Regions from separate parts of the Mus musculus genome. Here region 1 is linked to region 2. Evidence: chromatin loops called from intact Hi-C (ENCODE). Cell type or tissue: heart. All regions are shown on one strand. Links, peaks and the distances in the headings refer to the core of each region. The heading gives the core; the rest is flanking DNA.

What was found. A loop is a pair of places that touch in the nucleus more often than their neighbours do. Peaks named below come from ENCODE experiments on the same cell type or tissue, not always from the same donor. Only the 100,000 strongest peaks of a DNase experiment are listed, where the experiment ranks them.
Region 1: a loop joins it to region 2, with 11 times the contacts of the local background. A loop is called at or near these places in 2 of 42 quality-filtered maps.

The regions. Positions count from the first base shown.
Region 1 is chr9:66,122,894-66,132,649 of GRCm38, reverse strand. It overlaps Snx1 (sorting nexin 1), which reads left to right and starts at 7,764. Exons shown (of 15, transcript NM_019727.2): 1 at 7,764-8,043. The coding sequence starts at 7,885. Ciao2a (cytosolic iron-sulfur assembly component 2A) reads right to left here and starts at 6,039. Exons shown (of 5, transcript NM_026635.3): 1 at 5,680-6,039; 2 at 1-123. The coding sequence starts at 5,803. In heart, for the core only: no CTCF peak of the experiment used is centred there; DNase peaks (open chromatin) are centred at 5,989 and 7,759; H3K4me3 peaks cover 4,227 bases; H3K27ac peaks cover 3,804 bases.
Region 2 is chr9:66,588,216-66,598,880 of GRCm38, reverse strand. It overlaps Usp3 (ubiquitin specific peptidase 3), which reads left to right and starts at 5,766. Exons shown (of 15, transcript NM_144937.4): 1 at 5,766-6,097. The coding sequence starts at 6,007. In heart, for the core only: no CTCF peak of the experiment used is centred there; DNase peaks (open chromatin) are centred at 4,670, 5,710, 6,540 and 6,930; H3K4me3 peaks cover 3,583 bases; H3K27ac peaks cover 3,138 bases.

The sequences.
Region 1 (9,756 bases), core at 4,757-9,756, 470 kb after region 2:
ACTTGATAATAACCAAATAGTCATCTTCATTTATTTCTTGAACTTCCACACAACTCTCTGTGACCACTTCCAGTTCTTCTAAAGTATTGGGCTTTTCTGGGTCCCGGATAGTTCGAATCAAATCTAGAAGCATCAGAGACAAGGTATTAAATTAAAATGTGAATATTCTAAGTGAGGATGAGGATTCTTATCTCAATTGAAGCACGGACTAGTTTCAAATGTGTATGTTTTGCCTCCATACATATCTGTGTATTCTGTGTATGTAGTGCCCACAGAAGCCAGACCAGGGCCTCAAGATCCCTGGAATGACAGCTGTGAGTGGCCATGTGCATAAGAAACTGAACACAGGTCCTCTGCAAGAACAGCCAATGCGGAGCCATCTCTTCAGGCCCAACCACCCCGCCCTAACTTTCTTTTTTCTTTTTTTTTCTTTTGTTTTTTCGAGACAGGGTTTCTCTGTATAGCCCTGGCTGTCCTGGAACTCACTCTGTAGACCAGGCTAGCCTCAAACTCAGAAATCTGCCTGCCTCTGCCTCCCGAGCGCTGAGATTAAAGGCGTGCGCCACCACTACCCGTCCTCCTAATTTTCTTTTAATCAAATATTTCAGCAACTCCCAAGTATCTGACAGAAATTTCTACTAATAGAAAACAATTTTCTTAGATCATTATTCGTCCATATCCAAGTCTTAATTCAAAACCATGGGAACTGTGAATGGGGAGAATGTGAAGGGAGCCCTAGAGGAGTCTTGGTTGGAGAGAAGGTGGGATTAAGCCTTTGAAAATGAACAGCATCCCCTTAAGACAGAAGGAAAGAACCATCAGGGGCTTCCTTGGCTTGTTTCCAGCAAAGGAAAGAGCAGAGAAGAAGGGTGGGGCCCAACCACCAGGGTATTTCACAACTAGCCACAGGCAATAGGGATTCCTCAGGAGATTTAGAATAAGGAAGTAGGAAGGGCAGTGGGGTACAGTCAACTGCTAATTTACTCACACTAGCTGCAAGAACCAGAACCAAAGAGAAGAGCTAGAGACGGCCACTGAGAAGCTCGGCTTAAAATCAGCAGATGACAACAGGGACAGAGACAGGACAAGCAACTAAGTTCCTTGTTTCACAGGAACTAACATGTGGCAACTCTCTGCATCCAGAAGACAAGCATACAGAGAGGAGGGAGAGGACTCAGATTTATTTATTTATTTATTTATTTATTTATTTGGTTTTTTTGAGACAGGGTTTCTCTGTGTAGTCCTGGCTGTAACTAAGTTCCTTGTTTCACAGGAACTAACATGTGGCAACTCTCTGCATCCAGAAGACAAGCATACAGAGAGGAGGGAGAGGACTCAGATTTATTTATTTATTTATTTATTTATTTATTTATTTGGTTTTTTTGAGACAGGGTTTCTCTGTGTAGTCCTGGCTGTCCTGGAACTCACTCTGTAGACCAGGCTGACCTAGAACTCAGAAATCCACCTGCCTCTGCCTCCCAAGTGCTGGGATTAAAGGCGTGGGCCACCACCGCCCGGCTGATGACTCAGATTTTAAGCTCAAGTATTTGGAAGAACAGTATTAAGATTAAAAGGGGGTGGGGATAGAGGCTGGCTGGGGAAGACACCGTGCTTTAGCCAAGCCTGAAGACATGAGTTCCATCTCTCAGACCCACATGGTAGACAGACTCATAGAAAATTAGCTCAGTTTCATATGCAGTGTTTGTGGAGGTGCTTCAAACAATGAAATGTTCTAGCAAAGTTGAACAGTTGTATAGTGCACACCAAGTGCACACCAAGGCTAGAGTGGTTATTGAACTCACAGAATCCATCAAGAAGTACTTGGCTCACCGGGCGTGGTGGTGCACGTCTTTAATCCCAGCGCTTGGGAGGCAGAGGCAGGTGAATTTCTGAGTTCGAGGTCAGCCTGGTCTACAGAGTGAGTTCCAGGACAGCCAAGGTTACACAGAGAAACCCTGTCTCAAAAAAAAAAAAAAAAAAAGCACTTGGCTGGATATTTGGATATTGCAGTTACCATGAATGCCTTGAAACAAAAAAAAAAAACATTGTCTGGGCCCTATCCTAGGCAGTCTAACTTAGCTGGTTAAAGCATGGCCCGAACAGCTAGACTTCTTAAAACTCCTCAGATTATTTTCTTAAAACTTTGTTGTTGTTGTTGTTATCTTTATGTTAAGAATGTTTGTCTACATGTGCCTGGTGCCTACAGACATCTGAAAAAGGCTTCAGATTCCCTGGAACTGGAAGTTAGGATAGTTGTGAGCCACCAAGTTGGTGCCAGGAATCGAACCCTGGACCTCTGCAACAGCAGCAAATGCTCTTAACTGTTGAGCACTCTCAGGTTATTCTTATAGGCAGCCTAGTTTGAGGCTCCTTGGTATAGAGGGAAGGAAATCCACAAATGGATCCTTGAAAAGTTGGCTGTGGTGGCACAGGGCTATAATCCTGGCACTTGGGGGGCTGAAGGATGAAAATCTTCACTTCTGGGCCATTCTAGGCTACACACTGAGTCCCTATCTCAAAATGGAAAAGCAAAGAAGAACAGAGAAGGGAAAGGAGAAGTGTTTAACCATAGCAAAGGCTACAGAACAACACAAGTGAGAGAATTTGAACTCAAGGCTATCCCGGGCTACATAGTAAGACTCTCAAAAAGAAAAAAAGGCCAGCATGAAAAGCAAAGCAAAAAGAATCAGAAAAGGAAAGCCAGAGGTGGCCAACATTAAACACTACAGGACAACTCAGGCTAAAGTGGTCTTGGATTTGTTATTCAACAAGTCACTTATAAGAAAGCAGTTCGGTAGAGAGGTGCAAAGTGGGGAGCCAACAGATCAGAGAATGCACCCCAAAAGCCTTGGCAGGAGGGTGGAGCAGAGGCTTTAGAATCTTGACAAAGCTTAGGGACATTTGAGTACGGTTTTTAGTTCAAATGGAAGGTTGACAGAAGGGAAATCACACTGTGAATGGAGCTGGGTGAAAGGAAGCAGAAGACAAGGGGATTAAGAAGGCTGGACCTCAAGGAGGTCGGTGGCAAGGACACGAGGTTGTCCTGCCTCAAGCTCACAGAGGAAAATAAAATAGAATAAAAAGGAGAGTGATAAAGGGAGGGCAGGGGAGAGAAGCAGGATTTCAGGTGAGTGGGTCTGGTGTTCTCAGGAGCCTGGGGTCTGTTCTACTACTCATACCTTACCCAGAGACCTAAAAAGCAGCCAGGAAAATAAATCCATCAAACTTTCCTTCCCTAGACTGTCTTCTGGCCTTACCAATAAAATAGGACATTTGAAAATGCAGATAGGAGCTGGGCATGGTGGCGCACGCCTTTAATCCTAGCACTCGAGAGGCAGAGGCAGGCAGATTTCTGAGTTCAAGGCCAGCCTGGTCTACAGAGTGAGTTCCAGGACAGCCAGGGCTACAAAGAGAAACACTGTCTCGAAAAACCAAAAAACTCTGTCTCAAAAAACTAAAAAAAAAGAAAAGAAAAAGAAAATGCAGATAGGAAAGAGGATAAACTTCCCCTTCATGTAGCAGGTTATTACCGGATTGGAAAAGCAGGGTTTCCCCCCTCCTCTCCTCGGCTTCTCCTTCTAAGCTTCATTTGTAAAAGCTGTATTATAGTCTTTGAACACTACTAAATCCTGAAATTAAACCTCACCTCTTACCCCTTACTGAACACCTCTAGCTTTCTAGTGATTTGAGAAGTTTGATTTTTTTAAAAAGATATCAAGCTTGTTCTCACATTACTCTCCTAATTTCCTCTCACCCACAACTAAGTTTTTGTTGCTCTGTATTGACATGAAGGTCTGCTCTTCCAGAGGACTTAAAATCAGTTCTCAGCACCCACAACTGGCAATACACAACCTCCTGTAACTCCAGCTTCAGGGAGACCCAACACTTCTGGCCTCCATGGACACACACAGACTTAAAATTAAAAACAAACAAACAAACAAACCTCTTTTTTAATACTTAAAAAGATGATTCATTTATATTTAAAAGTTTCAATGGGTGGTGGTGGTGGTTGCGAGATGATTCAGTGGGAAAAGGGGCCTGCCACCAAATAAGCCTAACCTCCTGGGTTTCCATCCCCAGGAGCCACTTGCTGGAAGGAGAAATCTAACGCCAGCAAGTTGTCCTCTGACTTCCATATTTGCACTATGACTTGCATGTGTATGTGCAAACATGCACAAAGTAACTAAATGTAATAAAAGTGATTTGAAACTTCAGTATTCAATTCCAGTCTACAGTCTAAAGAAACAGCCTACCACACCTCCACCTGCAGTCACCATCAGGTGCCTCCTTCTGGATAGCCAATTCTGTCTTCTCATCTCCATATTTTACTCTAGTTTCTTCAGCGTATGCGACCTCTGACATATCCAAACTACTCTTCAAGACCTACCCAAGTAACTGTCTAACATCATCACAGATGTTTCTAGTCAATTTCTCTTTCCTCTGCGTCTCCATACCTCCTACTTAAGCTCATGACCTCTGACTGCATTTTGTATTTTTGCATAAGTGGGTGTCATTCAATGCAAACTTGAGGACTAGAATCATCTCTCTTGAAGAGTTGTATTTCTGGTCCCCGGAAGTTTCCAGACGCTATATGCAGAGGTATGGTAGGATGGGAATGTTTTGTGGAGATAGTACAGTAGCAATTATCTTCTGCCTGGGGTTAAGTCAGCCTTGCCTCTCTACCAAGAGATAAGGGAACCTGATTAGCTCCCGGGCCATTCCATCTTTGGAATCCTTCTTCCTGGCCTATAATTCCACCTAAACTGTATCTGTAGGAGCATCTCTCTTAGTGCTACATCTTGGCCTTTTTGTTTTCAAAAAAATAGGGCTAGTGGTGGAACACACCTAATTTGTATGAGACTCTGGATTTTCTCCCCAATCCTGATAAATAATACTACAAATGGTCAACGGAGGGAAGAGAGGGGCTGGGGAGGTAGGGTCAAGAGTGGAGAAGGAAAGAGGGAGGGAGGGAGGTGGGGGAGGAGAGAGAGAGAGAGAGAGAGAGAGAGAAACACGAACAAGCATTACATTTTCAATCACAAGTTTGGTTTTTTCTGTTTCTTACTGACAATATGACCCTCTGGGTACTTGTTAAACAACCCACTCCCCATCTGTACAATGAAGACAGTCCCTCAAAGTGGAGAGTCTCTGAGTGAATACACGAACACACTTAACTGTGTAAGAAAATTGTAAATTTAAAGCCTCTCGCTGAGATATCTATCCCTACCTCTTCACTTCCTATTGATTCTGTCACACAAGAGAGTTGCTATGACCTTGGGCCAGTCCCCAACTCGGCCATTACCAAACAGTGACCTCAGTTATGGCGGGAGGAACGCAAGTCCAGGAACTAAAGAAGGAAAGACTCTTGAGTAGTGAAATCTTCGGCATGCTTTGCTTCTTGATCACTGTAGGCTCATTCTGCCCACATCCCTTGACACTGTCCCTAGAGCTGTAGGCAGTCCAGGGTAACAAAGCGTTTATGAGTTCCTGGCTCAATTTCGCTCCAGGTTTAGAAATAGCCCGACATTGCTGTGTGACTTAGGACCCGGAAGAACATGCTTCCCTCTAAGTCTGGTAAAAACCCCAAGGGTCCACTCCAGCCCAAGGGTGAGGCCCTCCTCCACCCCCTCTCCAATGCCGCCTCTCAAACACCGTCAAATAGTGCCCTGGGTAAATTACCATAAACTTCTAGCGCTTTCTCTTCCATGATCCGGGGCTGCCAGGCAGCTCCGTGCTCAGAAAAGCCTGAGAGCCATAGGACCCTGCTCAGCGTCCAGGAAAGCAGCCCAGACACTCGCTCCATCCTCACGTTCCGCCATCCCTGGCGACTGTCCCAACCGAGCCACCGTCTTTCCGCAGCCGACCTCGAGAGAGAACTTCCTGGTCTTCAAATAAACCAAGACATGTGTAAAGGTTTAGGGGAGCAGAGAATAGGCGGGACTCAAAACTGCAACGCGAAGGACCTAGGGAAATTAGCTGTAAAGACTACATGTCCCAAGATGCTCTGCTCGATTTAGAAGGCACAGAAAAATCCTTACGGCCCGTTAGGCGCATTGCATGCTGGGATGTCTAAGGGGCGTTAGCGGAGCGGCGGCGAAATGTATATGGGGCTTGTAGTCTTAGCCAGAGGATCGTGTAACGGACTGTTATACGTCACCAAATGCCCCACTCAGTTCCTAGGAAGAACTAAAGATGAATCCTAAAGAGGTAGGGGAAAGGAGATCAAGGTTACTACTACTGGAAGATATTCTAGAACGGAGACTCTACAGCTATTTCTCAGAGGAAGCCACTTCCAAACAAATTTTTCTTACTTTCTGACCAGGCCGGAAGTGGATTTCCTTTGCGGTGAAAGGGGTTATTTTGGAAGACCAATGTTGATAGGCATGCCTACGGACAGGGAAGGCTTAGTTTTCTTATCTCCTAGAAACTTAGTTTAGTGCAGCTTCTCTCCATGGGGAGGATTTCTATCGACCACCACCCAAATTACAGCGAGAGAACTTTATCTGTGTTCACTATGTAGTAATGATAACGGAGATGAACATCCTAAAAAAGCATTTCTTAACCTTTTTTTTGTGTGTTCATGGCTGTGATGGGTGCCAGTTACAGAGTTGATTGTGTTTCCACCTCAAATATTTATTAGACACTTAATTTGCCATACACAATGTGTATGCAGGAATAAAAGTTACAAACTAAGACACTCTCCTGACCTTCAGGCAGTTTACTTTATCTGTAAGGGAATCCACCCCTAATGTTGAGTTTGCAGTTGTAAACAGCCAACTTTGCTAGGCCTGGTGGCTCATGCCTGTAATTCCAGCACTTGGGAGGCCGAGGGAGGAGCATTGAGTTTGAGGCCAGCTTTGGACACAGAATTTCAGGCCTGCCTAAGGTGGTTTCAACCAGAAAAGCAAACCACCTCTGTTGGTGTTAGTGGCAGGTTTCAGCTCCTTGAAAGGATCATCTTGCAAATTAGTCCGTGATAACATAACCTATGTTATCTTTAAACTCTAGTTGACTTCGACTCACCAACCTGTGATTAAGTTCCGGGAACTTTTTTTTTTTTCGAGGCAGGGTTTCTCTGTATAGCCCTGGCTGTCCTGGAACTCACTCTGTAGACCAGCCTGGCCTTGAACTCAGAAATCCACCTGCTTCTGCCGCCCGAGGGCTGGGATTAAAGGCGTGTCACCACGCCCGGCTATAACCCAAAATTCTTAAGGACCGAATTTAATACACGGAAATCTCCCCTTTGTGTGAAGCCTGGCTTCTCAAAAAATCGATAACTTCTTTTTATTGTTGCACACTGTAACACTGAGTGTGTTTAAATTGTTGACTTACAAGACTGCCTCATTAAACTGTGAGCCAGGAGCTTTTGTGTTTGTATTTGAAACGCACAGTAAGGTGCCAAGCTCACAGTGAATGCTCTGTATATGTTAAATGAATTAATGTCCAAAAACTAAGTGGCAAAACTTCCTGCAGTCGTTTCAGCCCTCAATCAAAAATATTTATTGAATCTCTCAGAGAACACTGTGCTTGGCATGAGCAGGTGGCATGCAGAGGTTTTCAAACATTGTTAGTCACAGACTTTATTCAAACAGAACCTTAGAAGCGTGACAGATAGAGCCATGCAGGGCACAAAGACCCGGAGGAACTCCTCAGCCTCTAGCTCCTCCTCTGCCTACTTGGCCCGCCCCAGTGCAGCCTTGCGGTTCAGTGCTTGGATTGGCTGAGCAGCAGCCCAGGCCCCGCCCTAGGTCCCTCCCCCAGGTTCCGCCCCGATGGTCCCTCTGGGTCCATAACGGCCCTCGCGCACCTCACACGGCTGGAGCGCTTTGCTCGCGGCACTGTCTATAAAGTTGTTGTTGCTGCTTCCGCCACGGGTGGAGGAAGATGGCGTCAGGAGGTGGTGGCTGTAGCGCTTCGGAGCGACTCCCTCCGCCCTTCCCTGGCATGGATCCGGAGTCGGAAGGGGCTGCCGGGGGGTCAGAACCCGAGGCTGGGGACAGCGACACCGAGGGGGAGGATATTTTCACTGGCGCCGCGGCAGCCGTGAGTTCCCATCCTTGGGGCAGCAGACAGAAAAGAGCCCCCCAAAAGAGAACCCTTATTAAGGGTTCGAGGGCTTTGAAGATAGTGGGCCTGGTGGGAAATCTTCGCTCGGTGTCAGCAATCAGGACTCCAGGGCCCTGAGTAGGAAACGAGCCCTAGAGCCTGGCTGCCCAAGCCCGGGCGGGAAGAGACGAGGGGTGTGGTGGCTTCACCACGGATCCTTAATAGCCAAGAGCAACCTAGGCCGTCCCCTGGCCCAGAGGTGTGGTTACCCCAAGGATTCAGCGGGCATTTCTGCTGGTTGTGTCCTGGGCAGACTGACTTTAAACATGACAAATTAGAAAATGAGGTGCAGACCATCAGTTCCCTTGTTTTATTGCACCGAAAGTGGAAACGTGATCTAGGAAGGACCATGACCCGCCCACTGATCCTCCTGTTATACCCAGCACTTCCTGGTCATTACCAAAAGCCCATTCTGGATACTAGTTTATGGAAGTTAGGTTGTGACTCCTTTGATCTCTCCAGGAATCAGGGCAAATGCTGGTTGAGAGAAATAGATTACACGGATCAGAAAGCTTTTGTTTCTGTTAAAAGGATGCATTAAAGTGCTTGGAAACAGATCTGTAAATGTGAAGGGAAAAACTGTCTCCCATAATAAATATCTAGGTTTCAAATGAGAGCTAGCTGCTGGCAAAACAACCAAAACCTCCTTGTCTTTCCGTGTGGAATGTCATGGGTTAACAGCACCAGGAGAGATGTTTTGGGCTGTTTTATGAGAACACTGACTCATACCACTCGGTACAGTTAGTTCCAGCTTAGAAACGTCTTCAGTACCGAGTCTATGCAGTTATCTTCCTTTCTTGGTTATTGTTTCTCTTCAGAGTAGCTAATCAGTATCAGACTGAGTTAAATAACTTTAAATTCTGTATATAGCATGTGTCTGAAAACTTGGAGGTGCCCCTTACATTAGAAAAAATTTAGATTTTGGAGGGTTTTTTGTTTTTGTTTTTTTTAACATGGCCGTAGTTAAAATTTTACTATGTTGAGAAATTGAAGGCTATAATCATAAAGTGGTTGCTGGTGCTAATGACAGCAGATTGTCTAATGATGTCTGCTACTCTGAGAAAGAGTAACTTGCCGATAATGGAGTCTTTATTTCTGTTTAAGTATCTTTATATAGTTACTCTCATAAATCATGGAGAACAGCTACTGTTAGTAACTTCTGAGATGATGGGTGAAATACCTGAAAATTGAAACTGGCAGGGAGGAGCTGTTGTCCAGAGTTCTTAGTAAAAAGCACGAGACTGTGGTTTTACTGACCTCATCCAGTTAGTGATGGAGGCTTGATACTTCTTAAGACTGTAAAAATCTCTTGTCTTCTTCCCAAAAAATGAGGGAAGGATAGTCAGAATTACTTTGCTCTACCACAGAAAGCAGGTGCTGAGGTCAAACCCAGCTTGTTGCAAATGCTAGTTATACATTCTACCACTGAACTATGTCCTCAGTAGCTAGATATCTTTAGATTTGACCCAGAATACTACTCTTCAAGAAACCAAGGCTTCACTAAGCGATTTTATTAAGCAACCATTAGTTATAAATTATATTTTTAACAGATGCTTTAGTTATGAGACAAAGAATTTAGACTTCTACACAGTTAAAATGAAAGAAAAACACTGAAAAATTAAGAAATTAAGTTGGGCCTATTGGCTCAAA
Region 2 (10,665 bases), core at 3,306-8,305:
TAGCTGGTGCTGTGACACTCAGGGGCTCCCCTGTGTAGGTAGGCAGTTAATACATGAGTTGGGGACAAGGTAGAGTTGGAGACAAGTTGGGGAGATGAGTGACATCATAGCACTTTTCATCTTTACAGTGGTAGAGTGACGTCAGAAGCCCACACAGCACTAGTCTGTATCTCATGCTGCATAAAGACAGCATGCTTCAGACTCATTCGTTGAAGGGAGGAACGGTTGACTTGGGAACACAGAAAGGGCAGCATGAAACCAGGGCTCCTTGATCCAGGGTCCCTTTGGGGCCTAACTTAAGGTATTTGTTGTCCCCTACCCCCTATCTGATAGACCTCACTGGACAATCAAGTATTTGTGACATGAGCAGCTGTCCAGAGTGTCAGGTATAGCTGGTAGCTGCCATTTCCACTTAAATTCCATAGATTAGATTAAAAAAAAAAAAAAAAAAAAAAAGAAGAAAAAAAAAGGCCAGACTTCAACATGGGGAAAAACTGGACATTTTCTATGTATGAACAGGGTGACAAATTAGGAGTGAAAAATGGCACTCACTGTTAGAGTGGACAAGGATGATCTTGCTTCAGAGGGTCCTCAGTGGCCACCCTGAGGGTCCTCTCTGCTCAATGTTCTAATTTTATAAATGAAAAGACTGTTGGAGTCTGGTAGTGGTTACTCTTGCCTTTAATCCTAGCACTTGTAGAGACAGGTGGATCTCTGAGTTTGAGTTTAACCTGGTCTACAGATTGAGTTCCAGAACAGCCAGGGCTACCTAGAGAAACCCCTTCTCCAAAAACCCATAACAAAAGAAAACGGAAAAAAGCCAAGCCGGCTGGGCGCTGGAACCCCATTGCTTTGCTTTCTCTGTCAGCACTTTTATCTGCAAAGCAGGGCTTTGATAAGAAATTTTTTTTTTCATCTGCTTTTAAAAAGGATCTCTCAGGGATAAAGAAAAAAGGGATTATCAAGCTTTGTGGGGAAGCTGAGGCCAGAGGATCAAGAGTTCAAGGCTAGCCTTGGTTATATCGTGAGATTCTGTCTAAACAATCAAATAACAACAGAAACTCCGAGGTGGATGATAGATAATTACAACACTGGCTCTGTGCATGAATAATTCTCCAGCTACAGAGAAACCCTCTACGGTGGCTTCTCATCAGAAAGAACATCAGGTTCCCCAAACAGTACTGCAAAAATCTTTTTAGCAATCTTGCGTGGGAGGGGTGAGACTGCCTTCTTTGACAATCAAGTTCTTACTGGGTAAATCTGTGCCATTATTTAACCTTTAAGTTTATCTTGAAGATAGTGGAGATGGTAATGTGTACTCCTGAGGTTAAAGAAGAAATGCAAACTCTCCACAGTCTCTGGCACTTGTTTGGGACTCAATAAATGTAGGTTTCTGTTCTTAAGTGGTCCAGGTCCTCTTTCTGACTACCTTCGGGACCATTACGTATAATTGTTGATGTAATCACTCTCAAAGGGGACACTTCTATCAGCGTTCCATCAGCAGATAGAATCAGTTTTAATATCTGCTATTGCTAACGGAGCGGAGACTCCACAGATGAAAAGAAACATACTTGCTCCCTAGGGAGACCGAACTGTGAACAGAAAATAACAGAACCAGGTGACAAGCTGCAGGGGCAGAATGGGGGTGGTGGGGGTGGGGAGAACAGCTGGATGCCTGCTTGGGTAAGTGATGGAGGGCAGCCCTGAGAAGGCTCTAGGCTTCACCTTGGAGGAGGAGGAGGAGGAGGAGGAGGAGGAGGAGGAGGAGGAGGAGGAGGAGAAAGTGGCAGGTGGGATAGGAAAAGACAGGGGAGGACACAGGAGTGAAGAAACACAGTTTGTATAATGAGGGACTATTTTTGGAACTGTTGGGACAATTAAAAAAATAAAAGAGCTTAAGGAAAAGGGAAGAGGCCAGGAGACGCTGACAAATGTGAGTTAGGACTTTACTCCTTCAGACATAGGAGCCAGTGAAATTTGAGCTGAAAAGTGATAGAGAAGGGATGAATGGAAAGAAGTGGAGAGAGTGACCCCATTAGTCTTGCCTAGTGGTCAAGTGGGAGTAGGCAAACTAGAGCCTCGAGGTAACCAGCCCAGCCCGGCTTACTCTATTTTGGGAAGTGGTATAGGGGATAGAACACAGGGCCATCCATACACATGCAGAATCTACCTGGTATCAGTCTATCTGCCCCCCCCCCACCTCCATTCTTCCTTTAGTCTGTCAGTCAGTCAGTCAGTCACTTAACAGAATTACGGAGAGCCTGCTGTGTATGTAGGGAGGGTCAGTGGTATTCCAAGAATTAGGAACCAGGTAGCACACAAGGACTGGGCAAAGTCTGCTCTCAAGAAGGGGGAGGATGGTAGACAAGCAAGGCCATCCAGATACAGGGCCAGGAAAATGAGGCTCAGTGTTTGAAGAATTCTCAGGTGGCTGCCCTCCCTCAACTTAACAATACTTTCTAGTCCCCAGTGGTCTAACTTTAGTTTTTCTAAAAAGGGCTTTGGCTTCTAGAAACATTACTATGGTAAATAATTAAACCAGTATGTTGTGTATTTCCAGGGAGCCTTGCCTGAACAGGGATAGTTAAACTTTTCCCCAGGACCTAATCAATCTTGGTAATTGGTACTTGAGGGCCATGGATCCAAGATGTTACAAGTCTAATGTTTTAGAAGGGTTTCAGTAACCTCAAGATGTTTTCCTCACCATAGTTTCCATGTAATTAGAACCCCCTTTCCCTCTTTTCCTCCCTTCCCAATGCACATAAAGATAGTAACGGCGGAATTGTGCATGGCTCCCTTGTACAATGTGCACACTTTAAAAACAGGCCCACCCCTTCTGGAGGGTTTTAAGCTGAAACTCTGATTCTAATGCACCTTTTCAGGCAGCTGGGCAGCATGTCCCTGGCAGCTGCCAAGCATAGCAGAGTGGGGGTGGGGTGCTGGAGGCTAGTGCATCACCTTCAGGGGTGCTGGTATGTAAGTAAGCCTTTGGTGTTCTTTGGTGCCAAAGGGATGCCGGCCAAGAAGAAGAAGCAAGCATTGTATTAAAAGCAGCTGCAGGAGCCAGGGGTTTGAAAAGGCAGATTTCCCAGTGTACCCTGTGGTCTTCCCACATTTGACACATTTACTCACTGCGGTAAATTTATTTTAGTTTTCTGTGATAACTTTCAAAGACATAGGAAAATTCAGTTTTAGGGTTGCAAGTGAAAGCCCCTCTGACCCAGTTTCTTTGGGTTCCCTGTTAGAATTTGTTCTCTGAGGGACAACTGTCATCAGGGGTGACTAAATTAGGGCTCCAGCTCCAATTTAAAAACAAAAACAAAAAACCTCTGAGAGAATACACTAATAAAAATTGTAACATTGTTTCTTTAGCAGTTTACACCTTACAAGGTACTTTTCACTTTCCTTTTAAAATGATCAACTCAGAACTGAAGGCTAATGTAGTTATCACTTCATAGATTCTGGATGTGTGCTCTGCCTTGATTGAGCCCACTTCTTAAGCTCCTCTCGTCCTGGATCTCGAGATCCACCCCTTACTCATTCATTCACTGATGGATGTTCTCCAGGTTCTACATATATTGTTAGAAATAAAGCAGGAAACCGGGCAGTGGTGGCGAGTGCCTTTAATCCCAGCACTTGAGAGGCAGAGAGTTCGAGGCCACCCTGGTCTACAGAGTGAGTTCCAGGACAGCCAGGGCTACACAGAGAAACCCTGTCTTGAAAAACCAAAAAAAAAAAAAAAAAAAAAAAGGCAGGAAACCAGGCAGACTTGTTTGCTACCTTATGGCTCTCCAAGAGGAAAACAGACATTAAACAAATAATTACATACATACAAGAAGACAAGAAGAGTGTTTTTGAAAGGTCCTGTAGGGGTAGTCAGCACAGCTCTCACAACACCCTGGGAGGTAACCTGGGGCTGGAGAAGAGTCAGGAAAGGCCTCTGGTAGGAGGTAGGAAGTGATGTTATGTGAGGTCTAGGGGATTTGAAAAACGTTTCTCAGAGGTTGAAAAGAACTACATACTAGTAGGAAAGACAGCGTGGGTCAGGCTCCACACTGAATGAGGGGCTGTGGGTTCACTGAATGAGGGTCAGTGCCCAGAGGACTCTGAGAAGGTTGCTTGAGAAAGACTTGTGAAACAAATAGATGGAAGAGACTGAATAGGGTTCAGATACTGTTTATTCTCCTCTCTCGTCCCAAGGAAGCAGTCATCTCCTTTTTTTTTTTTTTAATAAGAAAAACAAACCTTATCTGTTAATTACTACAGGTTAGGAATTCACACAGATAAGTACTGTTTTGCCAGTGGATAGGCGAGGAAAAAGAGTCGAGAGGACTAGCTAAGGTTTGCCATGAAGTACCTGCCAGAGCTGATCTGAACAACTTTCCACAATTTCTCACCATCAAAACCCGTCCAAGCCTTGTTTTGACAGCAATCATATACAACTTGGGGAAGTGGTAGAGTTGCTTGGACTGAGGAATCTGAAATACCACCCTGGGCAGAGATGTCCTAGGTGGGTGGACACTATCAGGCAGAAGGCTACAGGGTGCAGTAGTGGGGTGTACGGAAGTGGCTTAAGGGGTGCTAGAGGCGTGCACTTCAGGGAGGTGCCCAGTGCTAACTAACCACTATCCGGCCCAGCCAGTTAATCATTTCCTGACCTTTCCTTTCCTGCCCCATGGATTGGCACATTGTTCTTCCCTCTCCACTTGCTTGTCAGGGGATGAAGGAAAGAAGCCCCTTTACCAGGTTAAACACCACCAACCAAACAAAGAAAGAAAGCCCAACTTTGGAGGCTAGATTTGTGGGAGCCCCAGATATCCTCAAGGCAGAGAATGTGAGGTGGCAGGCTCTCTACCTCTAGACGCTCCTCCTGTCTTCTTCACTTCTTTCTAGAGAGAGATTTGAAGCGGGGGGGGGGGGGGTGCGGGGGTCCAATCTTCCTAAAGCAAATTATACTCTTGGTTTCACTTTTTGTTAAAAAGGGGACCGTAGCAGCAGCTTGAGAGGGTGTTTTGAGGATTAAATGAGGTGTGGTATGCAAAGTGCCTGGCTGGGAGCCAGGTGGGCTTCTAACAAATGTTACACTGCCTCTTTTTATTACCTAGCACCCGCGACCTTGTACAGCAAACTGGATTATTTCGTTCAACTTCAAGAGGTATAGGTATGAAAATACCCACAATGGGCAGGAGATATCAGTGAGTCATAACGGCATGGCGTGGACCCCGAACACAGGCGTTCCGGTGGGCCCAGCCGTGCAGTATCCCGGTGACACACTCAGGCCAGAGTTCAGAACTCAGAACAGTTCCGGACCCCGCCTGCTACCGGGAGAACACGAAAGTCAGGACTGTTCTGGGCTCTTTGCAGCCGGCTGGGCCATCGAGGGCCACGCCCCAAAAGTCTGTTTCTTCCTGTGTAAAATGGGGCTTCAATGCACGTCGGTGTGAGTGGTTTTCATTTTCCGTACTCTTTGCGGTGTGGTCACATATTCTACCTCGCTGTTGTAGCCAACTCACTGCAGTAGAAGCAGCGGTCCCGACCGCTCTGCCCCGGATGAGTACCCACACTTGTCGGGTTCCCAAGAATCGGCTGCAGCGGCCGGGGGCAGATTTCGGAAAGTCACTTCACATCCCCGTAGGACTTTACACTAGCTGCTAGCACTGGGTGAGCACCAATGCCCCGCCCACTGACTAGTGTGGGGGCGGGGCCCGGGCTGGCCTGGGGGCGTAACCAGCAGGGTGGGCGGGGCCGCCGGAGAAGGCGGAAGCCTACTGTCCCTGGGCGGCGGCAGAACCAGGAGTCCGGATTTTCACGTTCTCCGGAGCGGGGCGCCGGGAGACGGCGGATGGCAAAACCCGGCGCCCGGAAGCCCTTGCTTTCTTTGACGCAAAGGCTCGGGACCCAGAAGCCGCCGTCTGCCCAGTGCCGGGTCAGAAGCGACCCCAGACGGAGCCTCTGAAGTCCCTCCGCCCCAGAGCCTCGGCTGTCCCCGCCGCCGTCCTCGTGGCCATGGAGTGTCCGCACCTCAGCTCCAGCGTCTGCATCGCCCCGGACTCAGCCAAGTTCCCCAACGGCTCCCCGTCGTCCTGGTGCTGCAGCGGTGAGTGCGGCTCTGGGGCTGGCCGGCCGCGCACCCGAGGTCCCGGCTCTGGCCCGGGCCTTGCCGTCGAAGGGCCGCGGGTGCGGGGCAGCGCGCGGCCTCGTTGGGGGGGGGGGGAGGCTGAGGGGAGCAAGCGGGCCCGGCGCGCGGGGCGAGGGGACGCGGCGCGGCGCGGCGGGCGCGGTGGCGGCTCCTTTGTTTCGCGCGGCCCGACGGCCGGGCCGGCTGAGGAGAGGCCCGCGGGGGCCTGAGGCGAGCGCGCAGCGGCGGGATGACGCGGCGGCTCGCACCCCAAGGCTCCGCGAACCTAAGGGCCGGCTCCGCGCGCGGCCGCACGTGTGGCGGGGTCGGGCTCGCGGTCCCCCGTGGGCCGGACAGGCAAAGCGCCGCTCTGCGGGCGCAGCTTTGTCTGGACTGCCGGCGCGCGAGCCCCTTTGGGTTGCGTTTCCTCGGGTTCCCACAGGCTCCTGCCTCCCCCGCAGCCCCTGAGCGGACTGCGCTGGGGGCTGCTCACCTCGGAGTCTCTCTTCAGCCTGTGAGGGTGAAGTTTGAAAACAGGCTGCGGGCTCCGAAAGCTCCGGAGAAGGCAGCCAACAGCTGCTTTGGAGGGGCGGCTCGAGGTTGGGTGTTTTGGGTTTTTTTGTTTTTTTTTGTTTTGCCTTTCGAAGATTGTTCCGAGGCAGTTTTTCGGGTTGGCAGGGATTTCGTTGGGAATTCCCGAGTGCGTGTAAGACACTTCGTAGGTTTATGTTATGCCTTCGAGTTGCTTAAGCGTTAACTCCTTCTGCTTCCTTGGAAGCCCCGGTGCCCTCTCATTGTCTGCCGGGACTTAAGGTCGGACGGGCCACCCGGCTTTGATTACTTCCTGGTAGGGCCCTGGTGCCGACGCTGGTCTTTGTTTATGAGCTTTAAGATTATCACTGGCAGCTTGGGCTGTAGTGTAAAATGTGAATCGTGTGCATCAGAAATCAAGTTCATCTGCAAGGCTGAAAAGACGGTGGGACGATTCAGCAGAGTGGTCTTTCAGCCTGGGTTGGATTGGAGCTAGGAAGGTAGTTTAGGGACTGCTTTAATACTTTTGACGTACTACTTCTTCAAAGGGGATTATATTCTTGAAGCAAAATATACGGGGTAACACAAGGAAAACTGTCCTCCAGGATAAGGAATAGAAATAACTGCAGTTTTCTGGAGCTCCAAGACTTGGTGTCTTGCTTACCTTTGTAAAGTCAGGTGTCTTTCTTCTGTTCTGCATGAAGCCTTTAAAGATTAATAAGTTAATTGGTTTCACAGGACAGTATTGCAGTTCCTTTGGTTTGTGAGACTGGGTTTCTATGATAGCCCAGGGTGACCTAGAATTTATAATTTTCCTCTCTCAGCCCTTGGAGTGCTGGGATTATAGGCATGTGCTACCCCTTCTGGGCCAGTATTGCAGTTCTTTGTGGGAGTGCAGAACTTGTGTGAATGGGTCTTACCTGTAAATACATCTTCAACAGTGAGTCTTGAGCTTGGAACATAACACTACCAACAACAGGCCAGTCCATGTGGTCTGTTAGTTCATTAGCTGTAGCTGTGGGGCTATAGTTGAATTTTCTCAAGAGAGATTTGTCACACACACACACACACACACACACACCCTCTCACTAGGAAAAGCTTACACCTCACAAGGAATGGGGCACTTCTTGTTCATCTGTAGTCAACTACAGGGATTCCGAGATGGGTGTATCAATACAAGCCTAATTTTTTTTCTATGTAAAATTATATCAAACTTAGAAATGGCTTCACTGTGCACATGCATCTAAAAAAATTATGCAAGTGGCAGGTATCCTGTTGTGAGTCAGTCTTGCCTCCATCAGTTAGGGAGTCCACTTTGGGGAAAAGAGACAGCAAATGAAGCCCCTCTTGAGGAATTCAGCACATTAAAATGGAGCATAACTGGGAGACTTGTGCTGAAAACAAGAACAAATTAGTAATGGAAGGGTGATTTCTTTACAACGTGCAGTAAATGGTTGCCTCTGACCCTGTTTTGGAAGGATGGGTCTAATCACTTGCATTTATAGTACTAATAAAGCTAGTTTCACAACTCAGTGGGTGTTTTTTTTTTTTTTTTTCTATCTCAGGCTTATTTCATAATGGCCTCCTATTTTAACCTGTTGGCATCCCTTCATTGGTACAATCAAATATTATTGTATAAAGCTTGATCTTGTTCTTGCCTGTCTGTAGTTTCAGTAATTAAATGATTGGTAAATCTGTGATCCCTTAACCAACTAACTCATCATCTTGGAGTGTTATGTATTCTGGCTTTTATTTTTCTTCAACAATCCTGTATGTATGTAGGTAGGTATGTATGTATGTGTGTATTATTTTTGGTAGGAGATTAAAAGGGTAGCCAGTGTGTTGAAGTAATGCTCTGACTGGTATTGAGTGTCATACACTCTTACTGAGGAGGGAGAAAATCCCTGTTTTGGCACCTAGACAATAAAAGTAATGCCCCTGCCTTATTTTCATTGGGAGTATGCAAATATACCCCAGTGAAACAGCCAGGCAGATTGCAAAAGACCAGCAGCACAGACTCTAGCAGGCACCACCTCTGTGGACCAGCACTCCCGATTCCTTGAGTGTGAGTTTCAATATGTCATCCGGAGAAAGAACAGTGCTTTGGATTTACTCACAGGTCTCTGTTAGGATGAGCAAGATTGTGTGTGAAAGTCTGAGAAACTACTGCTTTCTTGTGTCTAAGTAATTTAATGGTATCACAGACTAGTACATTTTTATAAATAGGACTCTGAAAATTAAATGTCTAAGCCTATTAAATGGAGCTCAAACACATTGACTATATGATGAATTGTTTTACAAGGAGATACAGAACTCAGCAAGATTAGGGGGTAAGAGTAATGATATTTCAGAACTAACTAGAGCTACTTAGCTGTGGAGGGCATTGTGTGTTATGTAATTGTATGCTACAGATTTCATACAACTTCTATTTGTAAAACCTCTTTATAATCTGAACATTTTTCAGAATCCTGGGTATTTGTGTGACTTATATCTATTAATATATTAGAAGTTAAAACTAAATATTTACTGATTTAATTATGAGTAACAATAATAAATCTAATACTTATAAACAGAAATAATTTATGTGAAAAAATTTCAGAATTGGTCTTGAACTCACATTCACCTGCCTCAACTTCCTGAGTTCTGGGATTAAAGGTGTTTGCCACCACCACCACCACCACCACAGTCATGTTTTTTGTAAAGACATCTGGATTGTCACATCTGCTTCTCATTGCAGTCTCTTCAGATATCAAACTTCACATATTATGTTGAAAACTCCATTTTATGCTCTTGAGAGATCAAAAGGAAACATTCAAGTAAACTAGAGCCAGTAGTAGTGGCAGATGCCTTTAGTCTCAGCACTTGGGAGGCAGAGGCAAGCGAATCTCTGGAATTCTAGGCTGGTCTGGTCTACAGAGCAAGTTCCAGGATAGCAAAGCTACACAGTGAAACTCTGTATTGAAAAACAAAAACCCAAACAGAACAACAACAAAACCAAAACAAAGTAATATAGTTGTATCTTTTTCTTTCTACCGATCTTAGTATCATTCATGGAAATACCTTTGACCTTCTGGATCCACTGAAAAGGGACCCCTGAAGTCTGACTGAAGGTTAAAGATCCTACTTTGAGATCTCATAGGCAGAATGGTTAGGGACACCTGCACTTTCAAACTCACATTATAAAATTAGAGAAATTCATGAAGCTGGCAGTAGGTATTCATTTGTAAATACTTGAAGTTTGAAACACATTAGCTGAGAAACAGATCATGGGGTCTAGTGGTCCCTTGCTCTCAAAGAAGTCTATTCTAGTTGGAGAATCAGGAAACTCCCGTTTAGAAAATAAATCCATGTCATAGTTTAAGGTAAATGTTGGAAATCGGGATCTCCTAATAAGATGAAAGCTGATTGATGCCTGCCTGATTGTGGCTTAGAGCACTCTAGTTTTAAATTACAAAAGTTTACATGAAAACTGGGCCAGTCTCTCAAGCCTTGTGTTCTATGCATACACCAGATGTTATTTTCAGGGCTGGAGGCTTGGCATTTTTGTAGGTAGAAAGTTTAACTAGTGGCAAAAGACAGGGATAAAACATGAAGTATTTAAAAAATATATCCTAAACAGTTCTGTTTTTAAACAAAAGAAAGACAAGTTCCTAGAGTTTAGGGGCTTAAAGTGCTGTTGATTTGGAGCTATGTTATAGTTGGGAAGTCATGAAATTTCTCCCTGATTAATTGCTTAAAGAGTTGAAAGAGCCTCTAAATTTCCAGTACACTCACCCCTAAATCACTCTATTCAAGAAAAAGGAATGATTGGATTGATCTGCAGTTTGTGTTTGGAGGGGTTGTTGGAGATAAACCTATTTTATCTTTTTTAAAGATTCTTTTAGTAGGATAAGGTGCTGACTGGTTCTTTTGTCCATGGCAATAAATTTATAATGTACTGATCAGTTTGTGATAAAGGTAAGAGGTCACCTTGATGGAGTGATGGGTTATTTTGTATCCTATTTCTTTTAGCCTAC